Linked DNA regions of Homo sapiens: region 2 is linked to region 1. A link is a loop called in an ENCODE intact Hi-C map of the cell type or tissue named here. Cell type or tissue: OCI-LY7. All regions are shown on one strand.

Region 1 (8,000 bases):
TCGCCTGAAGTCAGGAGTTTGAGACCAGCTTGGCCAACATGGTGAAACCCCATCTCTAGTAAAAATACAAAAATTAGCTGGGCGTGGTGGCACGCATCTATAATCCCAGCGACCTGGGTGGCTGAGGCAGGAGAATCACTTGAACCCGGGAGACAGAGGTTGCAGTGAGTCTAGATGGTGCCACTGCACTCCAGCCTGGGCGACAGAGTGAGACTTTGTCTCGGAAAAAAAAAGAAGTGGTTGGCCATTCTTTCTTCAGGTACCTTCTTTCTCTGGTTTCCTTTTCTTGGAACTCCTGTCATCTATAGGACAGGTATCAGTATAACAAGGTTCTCAAGCTACCCTCCATCTCGCCCTCTTTATCTCTCACTGCCACCTTCTCATGACCGTCTCAGCTTTAACTTCCAATTTACTAATCCTTTCTTGGACTGTAAGTTAATACTTAGCTCTCTGGTGAGTTTATTTTAAGAGCTGTATTCTTTCTTTCCAAAATTTCTAATCAGTTCTTTCTTATGTCTAATCTCTGTTCTTAAGGATACCACACGCTCTTTTATCTCTCTGATGTAAAAACAAATGCTCATTTTTAAAACCTTGTAGGCTGTTACTATTTCAGTTTCCTTGGGTATAAATCCTCCCACCTGGGTTACTGGTCATTCTTTAAGGCATTGGATTTTCTCGTGTATTTTGTAAATTTTGTTTGAGTACTCATGATGCATGGTACTTTGTTTTTCCTTCTAGGACAACACCCAGGGTCATGAAACCAGAAGCACATCTTTCATTAGCTCTGGGACTGTCGTACTGGGGGATAACCCTACTCTAGTCCCAGAGCTGATGCTGAGTGGCAGCTTAGTTGCCAGTCACCAGGTATCCAAGTCCTTCAACTGCTACAGACACGGATCCTGTTTCCAGCTGCAATCCCAGGAGACGCAGGGAGTCTTTTCACCCTTTTGTTCATAGGAAAAAAAGCCCAGCTCCAGTTTTACCAACTGGACAGACGGAGCCTGGCTCCAGTCCTGCATGTACCCCTGGACCTAGGAAATACTGGAAGGGTTTCTGCCCCATGTGGGAGTCAGGGTCTTGGTCTTGTCTTACTACTCAATGCAGAAGGTGGCCAGCTACCACTTTAGCCCTCACCCACAGCTAGAAGTTTCTGTTTCTTTTCCACACAGGAATTACCTTCCAAGAATAGTTGCATAATTTTAACTTAAAGGGTTTTTCATTGGTTGTGAGCGTGCTGGTCTCTGTGTGCACAAACCCACTCTGCCTCTATGACCAGAGTGCTTGGCACTGTCCGCCAGAGATGGGCCATTGTGTTTCTGGAATACTGCGGAGAGGAAGAACACACTAGATGGCTTAGGGCAGAGGCAGAAGGCTCAAGGAGAAATCCCAAAGGAAACTCAAGGGTGTAAGCATCCTGGAGGAGATGCAAGTCCAGCTGGCCACCGGTACTGCAGTCAGAGATGATGCAGCCAGCCAGGTACTCTGGAGAGTCAGTTCCACAGAGAAGGCTCATGTCCTAAAGCCAGAACCTTGGAGATCTAGGGTCCACAACCACACCTGAAACCCAGCCTACAACGTCCCCATCTCTAGCAGAATGGGCCACCCCTCCCATGCAGGGTCTCTGTCCTAGGGGAGCCACAGTCTAGCTCTGACTGGTGGAGTAGGGAGAGAGGCCGCCTGGGGCTGGGGAGAGTGGGGAAAGCAGTGCCAGCGGCATCAAATCTGGAGTGGCCCTGAGTTGGGGCTTGCCAAGGCCCAGTCTCTCTCACACTGAGGATCCCCAGAGGACCAGGGTGGGAGCCTCTCCAGCTACTCCATAGACTACTACAAGGCCTAGGTCTGGGGGAGGTCTTAAAAGGACTTTCTCAGACCCTGTCTCTATCACCCAAGGATCTTGAGATGACCAGCACTGACCATGGACTGGGCCAGGACTTGGCCGCAGAAGGCAGCCCTGAGTGTTTCCCACCCCTCCGGCCTCAACATGCCCAGCCCAACACAGGGGTTATTCATACATATTAAGTACCAGCTCTGCAGTCACCCTGTCTCCATCCTGTGGAGCCCAAATCCACTGCACCCTCAGACCTAGGAAATATCTGACACATTTCTGCCACACACAGGGGTTTACTTGTTTCTATTTCCAGATTTTTTTTTAGAAAGTTCAAAATATATACATATATACAGACATATGTACATCCACATGTGCAGACACAGGCACGCCCAGAGTTGTTGCTGGTTCTGCCTCCATTCAGAATGGCAGGGGCCACCCAGCAGACAAGGAGCTGACCTCATCCATGGGGGTTTCAGACTTGATGGGCAGGGAGTCTCTGCTCAGAAGCCAAACTGGAGGTGATGGCAAGCCTAGCCCCCATCCCTGCCCAAGACCATCCTCTGCAGGACAGGCCTGATGGGCGAGTGGTGGGGCAGGGCATGCCTCAGTCGGAGTCACAGGTCTTTTGTTCGGTGGCAGCATCCACTGCAGAGGCTAGGCTGTCTTCCTGGCCTTTCAGCCTTTCACCTGGGATGGATGGCAGACAGAAGGGGTGGGGAGGGGCCCGGTGCTTGGGCCACCACCCAGTGGGCAGGACCCCACCTTCCCAGGCACTGCACTTACGGATCAGCTCGGCAATGGCCCTCTGAGTCCGCTTTTTTAGTTTCTCCAGCTTCTTGGCCACATCTCTCTTGAGGTCCCTGGAGCAGGGAGGCAGGGAGAAGCAGGAAGGTGAAGGCTGGCCTGATGTGGCATTGGGTCCCCTCCCCTCTTGCAGCCCTCTGGCATTAGGAGTCATGCTCGGTTGCTGGAGGGGGCTGCCCTGGGGAAGAGGCCAGGACATTCCCCTTCTGTACCCTCCGAAACCCAGCATAAACCATCATTCCCTGTCCCACTGAGGCAGGGGGACTAGCATCACAAACCCACCCAACACAAGGGACTGAGCTAAGGCAAAGGTGGATGGTTTCTCAGAGACCCTCTCTTGCTCTGGTCCTCTGGTCACCATCAGGGAGTGACTTGCTCCTGCCCACTGTGGGCCCTGCTCCTCCTCCAGCCACCGGCCCAGCCCCTCCACTGTGGGCACCCAGAAGTGCACAAGCACTCAGCCCATTCTCTCTGGCTCTGGGTTTCCCAGGACATATGCCCCATGCTTTTGTTTCATCAAATTAAAACAGCTGGTGTTAACTCGACCAAGAATCAGGCGAGAGGGATATAGCTCTACCTCCGGCTCAAGGTGAAGACAGACACAAGCCTCCCGGCCCACAGCACCCTCTCTCCCACTCTCTCTCAGCCTAGCAAGAAGGATGACGACCTCCATTTCACAGAGGAGGAAACCAGGGCCAGAGGGAACAAGCTATGGTGGTAGAACAGGAACAGAAAACTGTGTCTGCCCTTCCCTCCACTCCTGGCCCCCAAAGACAGCGGTTGGCCTTGCTCAAATGGGAGCTCTGGAGCAGATGGGCTCTCAACCTCTCAGGAGGGCCTTCATGAGGGGCCTGCTGCTCCCCGCGCCTGAGCCCCACTCCATCACTCCCCTCTCATCCCACCACTTATGTCCTCCTCAGCACTGGTTTCCAACAGTAGCTATCTCGTGTAACTCTATGTCTGTACTGCCAGTCTCTGCACTGTGACGGCAGGAAGGGCCAAGCCCCAGGCCCATGCTGGCACCAAGAGTCCCCGAGTCAGCCTGCACCCGCCACGCACGGGCAACACTCACCAGTCAGGCTTCCGAGGAGCGAGGTTGGCCAGGTCCTGGGAAGGGAGGAGACACACATCAGGGTGGAGGGGCCACCCCAGGACAAGGGGGAGGGCAGGCTCGAGAAGGAGGGAAATGGGAGAAAGAGGAGGAGGAAGGAGAGGGACGAGAGCAAAGGGGCTGGTGGGAAGGGAATAAAGAAGTGACGAGAAGGAATGGGGGGCAGAGGGAGAGCAAGTGGCGAAGAGAAACAGGACACACAGAAGCAGCGAGGATGCCAGGGTGGTCCAGGCACTCACCACCTCCTCGATGACGGGCTCGGGCTTGGCGGCCTCCAGCTGCTCCTTCACCTTCTCCTCCACTAGAGGGTGCAATTAAACAGAGAAGGCCTGTGGAAAACGCGCTGCCACTCTGCAGGGACACTGCCTACCGTGGCCCCCAGGGAGAGACGGGACCCCAGGCTTCCTTGCTCCCACCTCTGTGTGGCCCGCAACCAGCCAGAGGTGAAGACCCTGCAAAGGCAGCTCTGGAGGAGGGGCCTGGGTTTCCCAGGATGAAGCATTCCCCACAGGCCAAGAATGGGACAGCAGGAGGCAGCCAGCCACAGTCAGTCAGGAAGCATGGATGCTGACAATAACTACAAGACCAGAGAGCTGCCTGGATACATACAAAGTGAGGACTGGCTTCTCACATAATCCCAGGGCTCCTGGGCTCTGAGGATGTCCTCTGGGTCCCGGCCTAGCCAGAGCCACAGGTGGCTTTTCCTCCATCCCACCTCAGGTGTATGCTCCCAAGACCAGGGCACAGGCACCTCCCAGCTCCTCCAAGCTACTGCCAGCATAGTGGGCCTCTGAGCAATCTGACTAGGAGGGTCCTGCCCCTTGGGGACAAATGGCAGAAGCACTAACAACTCTGGGCTCTGTGGGCTTCCTCCAACCCCTGGCATTCAGTGGGCCCATGAGTGCCCTCCTGCTCTGCCTCACCTCCCTCCAGATACAGATGAGAGTTGAGGGCTTCCCCTGACCTGGGCAGTTCCTCACCTCTCTGTCCTGCCTACTATCCCCCAGTGCACCATTACCCTACCAGGTGGGGCCCAAACTACAAAGCAAATCACGGGGAAGTGTCTGGATTTCAGGGATGAAGGAAGTGGGGAAGCAGACCGGGATGTGGCCAAATGGGCAACACTTTACTTTTTCCCAAGATAAATGTATTTATTCACTTGTTACTTATGCAATTCAAAAAAAGTTGATAACAAGGCAAGGCACAGTGGCTCACACCTGGAATCCCAGCACTTTGGGACGCCAAGGCGGGTGGATCACTTGAGGTCAGGAGGAGTTCAAGACCAGCCTGGCCGACATGGTGAAACCCTGTCTCTACTAAAAACACAAAAATTAGCCAGGCGCAGTGGCACACACCTGTAATCCCAGCTACTCAGGAGGCTGAGGTTACAGTGAGCTGAGATTATGCCACTGCACTCCAGCCTAGGCGACAGAGCGAGACTCCATCTCAAAATAAAATAAAATAAAATAAAATAAATAACAAACATAAAGAATTAAAATGGGGACCCTCCAGGGCAAGGGCCCAGGGATCCGCAGGACTAAGAAACTTCCTGGCATGAGTGGTGTGGACGGCCAGAAGCTCCTGGTGGCTGTGCTGTTCCCACGCCATGGCAAGAGTCTAGGCAAGCCCTGGGCCAGGCCCTCTCCCCTGCCTCAGTGCTCCACACTGCCCGTCCACTGCTGTGTGTGGCTGAATGACTGGCCCCTGTCTCTGACCCACCCAGGGCCCACAGGACCCATCACCCTGCCCTGCTGCCCAAGGGCCCCATGACCACATCCACTTCTCAGCCAGGAGTCCTCTGAGAGGATGTGGCCTTTTTCAAACCCCACTCAGATCCCTGGGAGGCCTCGGTCTCAGGGTGTGAGCAGGACTGAGAAGGCACAAGAGGACTCTTCAGTGCCCCGACAGCCTCTGCTGCTGCCGAAGGCCGACTGTGTGCATCTGCCATGAGATGGTAACAAAGGGTCCTGCCTGCAGGCCCAACTCCTGTCCTGGTACTGCTGGTTATTCTCAGAGAGCAAAGCCTGCTGAGGTGGAGGGTGGCTGACAGTGCCAGGAAGCAGAGGTGGAGAGGGACAGCTTGCTTACCTGCAACCGGTTTGGCCTGGGGCACCCTCCTCTTCTTCAGGTCCTCATCCTCCGGGACATAGTTCCGCAGCCTAAGTTCCCTGCAAGAATAGAGGGAACAAGCAGAGATGAAGTCAGTGTGTGACATGGTCTCATTCATTCATTCATACAATTTGCATAGCCCGTGAATTCCTGAATTTCCTCTGCACTCTCTGGAGATAGCCTGGTAAGGAGGAGAAGCACAGAATGGAGTGTCATCAGGCAGGCCCCTTGGCACCGTCCCCTGCCACTTAGCGGGACTGGCTGCCCTCCAGAGGCCCTGTCTACTCTGTTGGAGTACGGTTCTCTTCCAGAGCTGGGCCAAGGACGCCTAGGGAGCATTCACAGGGTGTCTCTCCTGGATCATCCCATTTGACAGATAAGGGGACTGGAGGTCAGAGAGACTGTACCCTTTTCATAGGATCACACAGCAGTGGCTGCACATCTTAGCTCAAGGCAATGTATAACTCCCAGCCAGGGCTAAAGCTCCTAGGCTGAGTGATTCCCAAAAGAGAAGGCCAGTGGTCACCCACAAATTCCCCAAGTCTGGCCCCTCTTCAGAGCCTTCCTGCCCTGGGGCTCATGCCATGGAATACGCCTCAACTACTTAGAGAAAAGCATCTGGGTGTGCTGGGCCAGGGGCATGTGGCAGTGAGGAGTGACATGTGGACAGAGAAGCAGGTGCTGGAGGGCTCCAGAGGGGCGTGGCTGCCTACAGCTGTGGGAATGTGGAGGGGAGACACTCCAGGAGGAGGTGGCGCCTGGGCCTGCAATGACGCGGACAGGGTCAAGGCACAAAGCACACGAGAGGCTGACTCAGCTCCAAGACTGTTGAGAGTGGCCAGTGAGGGCTGTGAAAATAGGCATGACCATGTGCAAGGCTGGGAAGGCCACAGTCCACCAGGACAGCAGTGAGAACTGAACAGCCCCAAAGGCCTCCATGAAGAGAGAGGAGCCACAAGGGGCCAGAATCTCCCGGCAGGAGCTGCGGCTAGCTACTATGTTTTTATGTTCTTCCTGCCTCAGTCTTTTCAGGCAGGGGTGGCTGAACCAAGAACTCACTGGGGTCCTCTCTGGCTCAGGGGCTCATCAAATCCTAGCCCCACACACACAGAAGCAGGCTCCCAGGAAAATGTGTCCCTGGTAACTCCACAGGGCGGCAGGGCGAGAGGTCCTGGGGGCTGCAGGGTCTAAGAAAGGCAAGGCAGAGGCAGTGGGACAGACCCCTAGCCCCAGGGGATGCAGGAGTGGCCCCTCAGATGCTGGCCAGGTGAGACTAGGCCGCAGGTCCTCCTCCTTCCCCAGTACCTCTTTCGGTTCTTGACCAGTGGTCCCTCAGAAAAGTCCTGGGCCTCTAAGGCAGGAAACAATTTCCCAACAGGCCTCCCACAGTCTGCCATCTCCCAAGCCCTCTGTCTGGACCAGGTAAAAGTGCTGCTGACTTCCTCAGGCCCTGCAAAAGCAAGCTTTCCCAGAGGCAGGGGTGTCTGTGGCTACACAGCTAGCAAGCGGCAGTGCTTTGGACTCAGGGGCTTTCAGATGCTATTCACTCTCCTATTTAAGGGCTCCACCTGCTTCCTGCCCCCAGCTTACTTACCATCTCCTTCCTTCCTGCCAGGGCCCCTGAGCCTGGAGCCTTGGGGCTGGGCTGAACCACTGCGGGCGATGGGGCAGTACCAGCATAGCCTGTGTGGAGGAAGCCCACCTGCACTCCCAGAAGGCCCAGAGATACCCCACCCCGTCCCCCATCCTTGAACACCTGCCTCGGGCCTGGAGGTACATGTCAGGTCACAGAGGTACAGGGAGACAAAGTGGGGCATGACTGGGTGCAAAGGCTTTCGTTCACAACAGGGTGGGGAGAAATGAGGAAGAGAAACTGGGTGTGGGAAGAAAACTGCAGGGATTAGTAAGAAAAAAAACTGTCGCTTTCAGAAACGGTCTCCAGGGTTCTGTGAGAAATCAGAAGGAGAGAGGAGAGGCCACAGGGAACTGTACCCAGAACTCACAGCAGCAACACGCACCCATGCCTCCAGACCCACCCACTGCCCGAGGCTTCAGAAGGCCAACTGGAGGAGTGAACCAGAAGCAAGAGGCGGGAGCAGAGCCTTGCGCCCACTGTGCCCTGCCACCCCCAGAGCGGAGCACTGGCCA
Region 2 (8,000 bases), 440 kb after region 1:
TCCAGCAGTGGAAACGGGACTTTCCCAATTATCCCCATGGTAGATTTTTAAGGCCTGGGTGACAATCTCATAGCTCAACAGCACTGGGCCACCACTGTCAAGCCTGCCAACACTCACGCCCTCCAGGCCCCTGCCATTATCCCTTCTCTGATAGACTGCCACTTTTAGGAAGAAGAGATGTGTAACTTACTACTCTTTATATATAGATATTAGAATTCATCTCTTGAAATGATACACATTTTCTAACACCCCCAAAATGCCAGTAAGAATGATTAAAGGGCTGGGTGTCGTGGCACATGCCCATAGTCCCAGCTACTCCAGAGACAGAAGAGGGAGAATGCTTGAGCCCAGGAGTTCATCAGCCTGACCCCAACACAGCAAGAGCCCATCTCCACAAAAAATTAAAAAATTAGATAGGCATGGTGGCACACACCTGTAGTCCTAACTATTCAGGAGGCTGAGATGGGAGGAGTGCTTGAGCCTAGGAGTTAGAGGCTCAAGTGTGAGAACAGACACTCATAGCTCATGGCATAAGCTATGATCATGCCACTGTATGTATTTAAAAAAAGATTAAAGGTTGAGGGGATGGAAAATGGGATGGGATAGGAAATGGGGTGGGAAAAATAAAAATAAAAGCAGAGAGGGGGATTGCGCAGACCAAGGAAGATAGCATGTCAACCCACCCCCGATTAAGGCATAACTCCTTGTATATAAAATTAAGCACCAATCAACATCCTAACAATATCATTATTAGGGCATCTGAAAGAACGTTCACTAAAGTATGCTTATCTCTATGTTTCTTCTTTTAGCTTTTATTATTTGAAAACTTTCAAAATAATAAACTTTCAGTTTTACAAAAATAACAAAAGTATTTTAAAAATGCCCATGCGGAGTCTGCATTTTATTCCACAATACATCTGCAACTTTTTTTTTTATTTTTTTGAGGTAGGTCCTGCTCTGTCGCTCTGTAGCTGGGTGCTCTGCATCTGTAGCTACAGGCATGAGCCACCAAGCCTGACTAATTTTTTGAGGAGGCAAGGGTCTCACTATGTTGCCCAGTCTGGTCTCAAACTCCTGGGCTCAAGCAATTCTTCCACCTTGACCTCCCAAAGTGCTGGGATTGCAGGCATGAGCCACCATGCCTAGCCAGCTTTTTATTTTTTATTTTTTATTTTTTTTGAGACAGAGTCTTGCTCTATCGCCCAGGCTGGAGTGCAGTGGTGCCATCTCGGCTCACTGCAACCTCCACCTCCCGGGTTCAAGTGATTCTTGTGCCTCAGCCTCCCGAGTAGCTGGGACTACACGTGCCTGCCACCACACTGGGCTAATTTTTGTATTTTTAGTAGAGACAGGATTTCACCATGTTCGCCAGGCTGGTCTCAAACCCCTGACCTCAGGTGATCTGCCCGCCTCGGCCTCCCAAAGTGCTGGGATTACAGGAGTGAACCACTGCACCTGGCCAAATTATTATATTTTTTATGTTGAGTTGTCTATAAATGTTTTAACATTGAAATATTTTGTATTGGGCCGGGCGCGGTGGCTCACGCCTGTAATCCCACCACTTTGGGAGGCCAAGGAGGGCGGATCACGAGGTCAGGAGATTGAGACCATCCTGGCTAACATGGAGAAACCCCGTCTCTACTAAAAATACAAAAAATTAGCCGGGCGTGGTGGCAGGGCGCCTGCAGTCCCAGCTACTCGGGAGTCTGAGGCAGGAGAATGGCGAGAACCCGGGAGGCGGAGGTTGCAGCGAGCCAAGATTGCCCCACTGCACTCTAGCCTGGGTGACAGATCCGAGACTCTGTCTCAAAAAAAAAAAAAAGAAATATTTTGTATTAATATTTCCATGGTGGGGCAGAAACTCCAGTAAAATCAACCCTTTAGATGCTGCGGATGTGTTTGTTCAGGGACTGTGTACTCCCAATACATGACCCGCCGTCAGTTTGAGAAGCTTAGATTGTCCCCACCATTGACAGATGAGGAAAATGAGGCCCCTAGCCAGCTTTTTAAAATGTTCAATAGAACTCTTTTTATTGAGATAAAGTTTATGTACCATAAAATACGCCCTTTTAAAGTGTACAATTCAGAACATTGTCATCAGCCCCAAAAAGAAACTTTGTACCATTAGCAGTCATTCTCCCATGTTCCCCTCCTCTCAATCCCTGGCAACCAATCCACTCTGCCTTTATGGATTTGCCTATTTAGGACATTTCATGTAAATGGAATCGTGTTAATCTGTGGCATTTGGTGTCTGGCTTCTTACACTTACTTCGGTATTTTCAAGGCTCATCTATGTTCTGCCGTGTGTTAGTACTTCATTCCTTTTTATGGCTGAACTGTATTCTGTGGTATGAATAGTCCACATTTTATTTATTCATTCATCAGTTTATAGCCATTTAGGTTGTTTCCATGTTTTGGCTATTATGAATAATGCTGCTATGAATATTGATATATGAGTTTTTGTATGGAGATATGTTTTCAATTATCCAGAAATGTATAGCTAGGAGTAGAATTTCTGGGTTATATGGTAACTCTATGTTTAACTTTTTGAGGAACTGCCAAACTGTTTCCCACAGAGGCTGTGTCATTTTACATTTCCGCCAGCAATCTGGGAGGGTTCCAATATTCCCATACCCTTGCCAACATTTGTCTCTCTCGCTTTTTTTTTCTGAGACAGACTCTGTTGCCCAGGCTGGAGCGCAGTGGCTTGATCATGACTCATTGCAGCCTTGAACTCCCAGGTTCAAGCGATCCTCCACCTCAGCCTCTCGAGTAGATGGGACTACAGGTGCATGTCATGACACCTGGCTAATTTTTTTTTAATTAAAATTTTTTGTAGAGATGGGATCTCACTATGTTGCCCAAGCTGGTCTTGAACTCCTGGGCTCACATGATCCTCCTGTCTTGGCCCCCAAACTGCTAGGATTACAGCTGTGAGCCACCATGCCCAGTCTGCCCCTCTTTTTTTATTACAGCCATCCTAGTGTGTATGAAATGATATTTCACTGTGGTTTTGATTTGCATTTTCCTAATGGCTAATGATGTTGAATATCTTTTCTTGTGCTTATTGTCCATTTACATATCATCTTTGAGAAATGCCTATTCAAGTCCTTTGCACATTTTAAAATTATTATTATTACTATTATTTTTTTGAGACAGTCTCGCTTCGCCCAAGCTGGAGTGCAGTGGTGCAATTCCAGCTCACTTCAACCTCCACCTCCTGGGTTCACACAATTCTCCTGCCTCAGCCTCCCGAGTAGTTGGGATTGCAAGCGCCTGCTACCACACCAGCTAATTTTTGTATTTTTAGTAGAGACTGGGTTTCACCGTGTTGGTCAGGCTAGTTTCAAACCCCTGACCTCAAGTGATCCATCTGCCTCGGCCTCCCAAAGTTCTGGGATTACAGGTGTAAGCCATTGTGCTCAGCCAAATTATTATGTTTTTTTATTGTTGAGTTGTCCATAACTGTTTTAACATTGAAACATTTTGTATTAATATTTCCACGGTGGGGCAGAAACTCCAGTAAAATCAAGCCTTTAGATGCTGTAGCGTGTTTGTTCAGGGACTCTGCACTCCCAATATGTGACTCCCCATCAGTTTGAGAAGCTTAGATTGCCCCCAGCATTGACAGATGAGGAAAATGAGGCCTGTACAAGTTAGGAAACTGGCTGGGTGTAGTGGCTCATTCCTGCAATCTCAACACTTTGGGAGGCTGAGGCGGATTGCTTGAGCCCAGGAGTTCAAGACCAGCCTGGGCAACATAGCAAGACCCCATCTCTACAAAAAAATAAAAAATTAGCCAAGGGTGGTGGCATGCACCTGTAGTCCCAGTTACTCAGGATGCTGAGGTGGGAGGATTATTTGAGCCCAGGAGTTCAAGGCTCCAGTGAACTATGATTGCACCACTGCACTCCATCCTGGGTGACAGGAAGATCTTGTCTCTTAAAAAAAAAAAAGAAGAAAAAAAAATGTTGACCGGGTGTGGTGGCTCATGCCTCTAATCCTAGCACTTTGGGAGGCCAAGGCGGGCAGATCACCTGAGGTCAGGAGGTCGAGACCAGCCTGGCCAACATGGTGAAACCCCATCTCTACTACAAATACAAAAATTAGCTGGGCATAGTGGTGTGCGCCTGTAATCCCAGCTACTCAGCAGGCTGAGGCATGAGAATCGCTTGAACCTGGGAGGCGGAAGTTGTAGTGAGCCGAGATCACGCCACTGCACTCCAGCCTAGATGACAGAGTGAGACTCTGTCTCAACAACAACAATAACAACAAAAGTTAGGAAACGTGTTCAAATTACACAGCCAAGTCTTATGTAGAATAGTGGGAAACTGGGGAGATTTACCTGGAGGAGAGGAGCAACAAGGTTTCAGTTCCCGGCTCTTGAAAGGCTGCGACAAACAAGACAACCAGAATGTTTTTGTGGCCTCAGAGCCAGAATCAGAGATTGCACTCTCAGAGGGAGACATGTCAATGGGAAAGGCCTCCTGACAACAGCTACAGCCTAGCATGACGGAGGCGGCTTGGGAAACATTGAACTATGTCTGGACAATCCACTGGCAGGAAAATCATAGGAAACTGTAGGGGCCATCTGATGCTTGGCCTCTTCGGCATCTATTTCCCCTACCTTTTTTCCCTTCGAATAGGGCCTCAATTTCCTTTTGAGGATCTGCATGGTTCTAGGAGTGGAACTTAGAGTAACTAGACTTAGCCGAAGTCTACCAGTGCCTCTCATCCCTCCATTAATGTGGTTCAGGGTATGCATGTGATTAGCTGGTCCAATTAGAATACATCTCAAAACTTTTGGTGGGAACACAGAACACTTTCTCTTTCTTTCTTCCTTCCCTCCCCTCCCTCTCTTCTTCTTCTTCTTTTTTTTTTTTTTTTTTTTTTTTTGTTTTTGAGACGGAGTTTTGCTCTGGTTGTCCAGGCTGGAGTGCAGTGGTGCGATCTCGGCTCACTGCAACCTCCACCTCCTGGGTTCAAGCGATTCTCCTGCCTCAGCCTCCCGAGTAGCTGGGATTACAGGTGCCTGCCACAACACCTGGCTAGTTTTTTTGTATTTTTAGTAGAGACAGGGTTTCGCCATGTTGGGCAGCCTGGTCTTGAATTCCTGACCTTGGGTGATCCGCCCACCTCGGCCTCCCAAAGTGCTGGGATTATAGGCATGAGCCACCATGCCTGGCCTGCCTGCCTGCCTTCCTGCCTGCCTGCCTGCCTTCCTTCCTTTTTTCTTTCTCTTTCTTTCCTCCTCCTCCTTCTTCTTTTTCCTCTTCTTCTCTGTCTTTGTTTCCTTTCTTCTCTCTCTCTCTCTCTCTCTCTCTTTCTTTTGAGACAGACACTCTGTTACCAAGGCTGGAGTACAGTGGCAAAATCCTAGCTCATTGTAGCCTCAACCTCCCAGGCTCAAGCAATCCTTCTGCTCAGCTTCCTGAGTAGCTGGGACTACAGGCATACACCACCACACCCAGCTAATCTTTTTAATTTTTTGGTAGAAACAGGGTATCACTATGTTGCTCAGGCTGATCTCAAACTCCTAGGCTCCAGCAGTCCTCCCACCTTGGCCTCATAAACTGCTGGAGTTACCAGTGTGTGCCACTGCACCAGACCAAGGTATTTCCTGCTCCTTGGAAATAATAAGGGAGCCTGACTAGATGTGACAAAGACGACATCTTGGATATGAGGTGGGCTGCCCTTAAAATGAGATCAGCAGCACAGAAGGCACAGAGGAGAGAGAGAAACAAATCCTTACTGATATCGCTGAGCTGCTGGGTCACACTTTGCCTGAAGGTGGAGGGGGCCTCTGGAGTTTACTGTTTAAACTAGTTTGAGTGGGCTTTTCTGTTACTGGCAACATGAATGCAATAAATATAGGGCTCAGGCATCCAATGGAGAGGGGTGGGGACAAAACCTTGTAGCCTTTATGATCCTGTCAATCCCTAAGCCTCTATAACATGTCCAAAGACTTGAGGTTGGAAGGCAGTAGTCAGTCTTGGGAACTCAGGTGGGAGGCTCTCAAGTAGAAGAAAGGTGTTTTTGATAGGTAGACTTTACAGGGTATAAGTTCAAATGATCAAACTCCGTTATAGCTACATGAAAACCCTTCAATAACCTATGCTTGATAATCAACCCAGAGCAGCTTCAGGGTACAGCTGTATAAGCCCCTCCTCTGCTCCAGGGTCCCATAGATCTGGGTTCAAATCCCACCTCTGCCGCTTCCCCACTGCTTCTTAGTCAATCTCTCTGGGATTCAGTTTCTTCATCTATAAAGCAGACAGAAAGCTAATATGGGCAACCTGGGCCAGTGTGGGAGGTAGGGGAAGCTTCAGGTATGGTGGCTTTTGCTGCAGTCATGGCGCAGAGATGCACTGGAGACCCTTATCAAACACAGAGCTCTTACCCCTGCCAAGCATAGACAAGGGGACTACCATTAACTCGATTTTGCAGATGAGGAAACAAAGGCACTGGGAGGTTAAGAACGGGACGCAGGCCGGGCGCGGGGGCTCACGCCTGTAATCTCAGCACTTGGGGAGCCAAAGCAGGTGGATCACTTGAGGTCAGGAGTTCGAGACCAGCCTGGCCAACATGGTGAAACCCCGTCTCTACTAAAAATACAAAAAAAAAAAAAAAATTAGCCGGGCGTGGTGGCGAGCACCTGTAATCCCAGCTACTCAGGAGGCTGAGGCAGGAGAATCACTTGAACCCAGGAGATGGAGGTTGTGGTGATCTGAGATCACACCACTGCACTCCAGCCTGGGCAACAAGAGTGAAACTCCATCTCAAAAACAACAACAACAACAACAACAAAAACAGGACCCAGGCACAGAGCTGGTAAGTGGAGGTGCTGGGGATCCACCCCAGGGTAGTGTCACACACCCAGGCTGCTCTGCTCGCAGTCAGAGGAGGAGCGGCAGTCAGAGGAGGAGCGGCAGTCAGAGGAGGAGCGGCAGTCAGAGGAGGAGCGGCAGTCTGATGTTGGTTTGGCTGCTGGGGCCTGAGCTGCAGAAGGCGAGGGCAGGATTCCAGGCACCCAGGAAGAGCTTTCTCCGAGACCCACCCACATGGGACTTGACCCTGGGGCCTGAGGTTGGGTGACAGCTGGAAGGTGCAGAGAGCCGGAAGTGGATTCCCCTACCTCACCCTGGGAAAAGTCTTCACCTGCAGGAGATGAAAGATCCCTTTCAGGTGAGTGGTTCCGCTCCACAGTTATTACTTCCATCTTCTCCGCACAGAGCCAGCACTACAGGCAGCTGAGACCTGTGACTCCTTTTGGATGTCCCCAAAGCCTCTACACCTCCCTTGAGAAGATGGCTGAAGCAAAAAGCTTTCACAAGGGCTGAAGAACTGTGATGAAAGAACCCTGGTGGGCCTGTGTAAGCCCCGGACCTCAGTGGCAGCTTCTCTTTGCTATAATGAAGTAGCCAGGAGGCGGGCACAGATTCTAGGAACCCTTGCCTAAGCGGCCTGCACAAGTCGAATGGGGTGAAGAAAGCGGCTGTGGCCACAGTGGGGCCACATGGGGCACCACCTGATGTTCCAAAACCCAAATGGTGGATACAAGTCACTCTATTACCCATGGAGACAGAGACCTTGACTAGGAAGGCTTTGCATCTGAGAGTCCCACAGGTGATCCCAGTCCTGACCCAGTGGCTTTGGCACCCTCAAGAGGGTGCTGCCCAGCCAGCCTGCAGGGTCTCACTGCAAAGGCGAGGATGTCTCAAAGTTCCACCATGTTCTGCTGTGCTGTAGCTCACTGCCTGGCACCAGACAACCTCGGAGGGTGTACCTGGGCAATCCCGAAGGCCCCATCCGCCCCGGAGGCCCTTCCTTCCTTTCAGTGGCCTGAACTTGGGAGTTTGTACCAGCCAGGAGAGGAATAAATTCTCCATTGCTACCTTTCCTTTCACAGACACTGGTACCAAAGGGCCACTTGCATAAGAATTAAATCTGGTCCTGAGCAACAAAAAGCCCTGATTTTAAATATGTGGGTGTGTTTTTGT

The links. Peaks named below come from ENCODE experiments on the same cell type or tissue, not always from the same donor. Only the 100,000 strongest peaks of a DNase experiment are listed, where the experiment ranks them.
Region 2: a loop joins it to region 1, with 7 times the contacts of the local background. A loop is called at or near these places in 3 of 110 quality-filtered maps.

Annotation. Positions count from the first base shown.
Region 1 is chr3:46,919,625-46,927,624 of GRCh38, forward strand. It overlaps CCDC12 (coiled-coil domain containing 12), which reads right to left. Exons shown (of 7, transcript NM_001277074.2): 3 at 5,832-5,911; 4 at 3,983-4,044; 5 at 3,705-3,739; 6 at 2,612-2,688; 7 at 2,106-2,515. The coding sequence ends at 2,433. Among named protein-coding and RNA genes, the nearest start is that of PTH1R, 46 kb to the left of the region's middle. RefSeq lists enhancers at 5,011-5,512, 7,602-7,981. In OCI-LY7, CTCF peaks have their summits at 4,043 (motif pointing right) and 4,243 (motif pointing right); DNase peaks (open chromatin) are centred at 4,057 and 7,517; H3K4me3 peaks cover 2,258 bases; H3K27ac peaks cover 3,785 bases.
Region 2 is chr3:47,363,300-47,371,299 of GRCh38, forward strand. No RefSeq gene overlaps it. Among named protein-coding and RNA genes, the nearest start is that of PTPN23, 14 kb to the right of the region's middle. RefSeq lists an enhancer at 1-247. In OCI-LY7, a CTCF peak has its summit at 7,922; no DNase peak of the experiment used is centred here.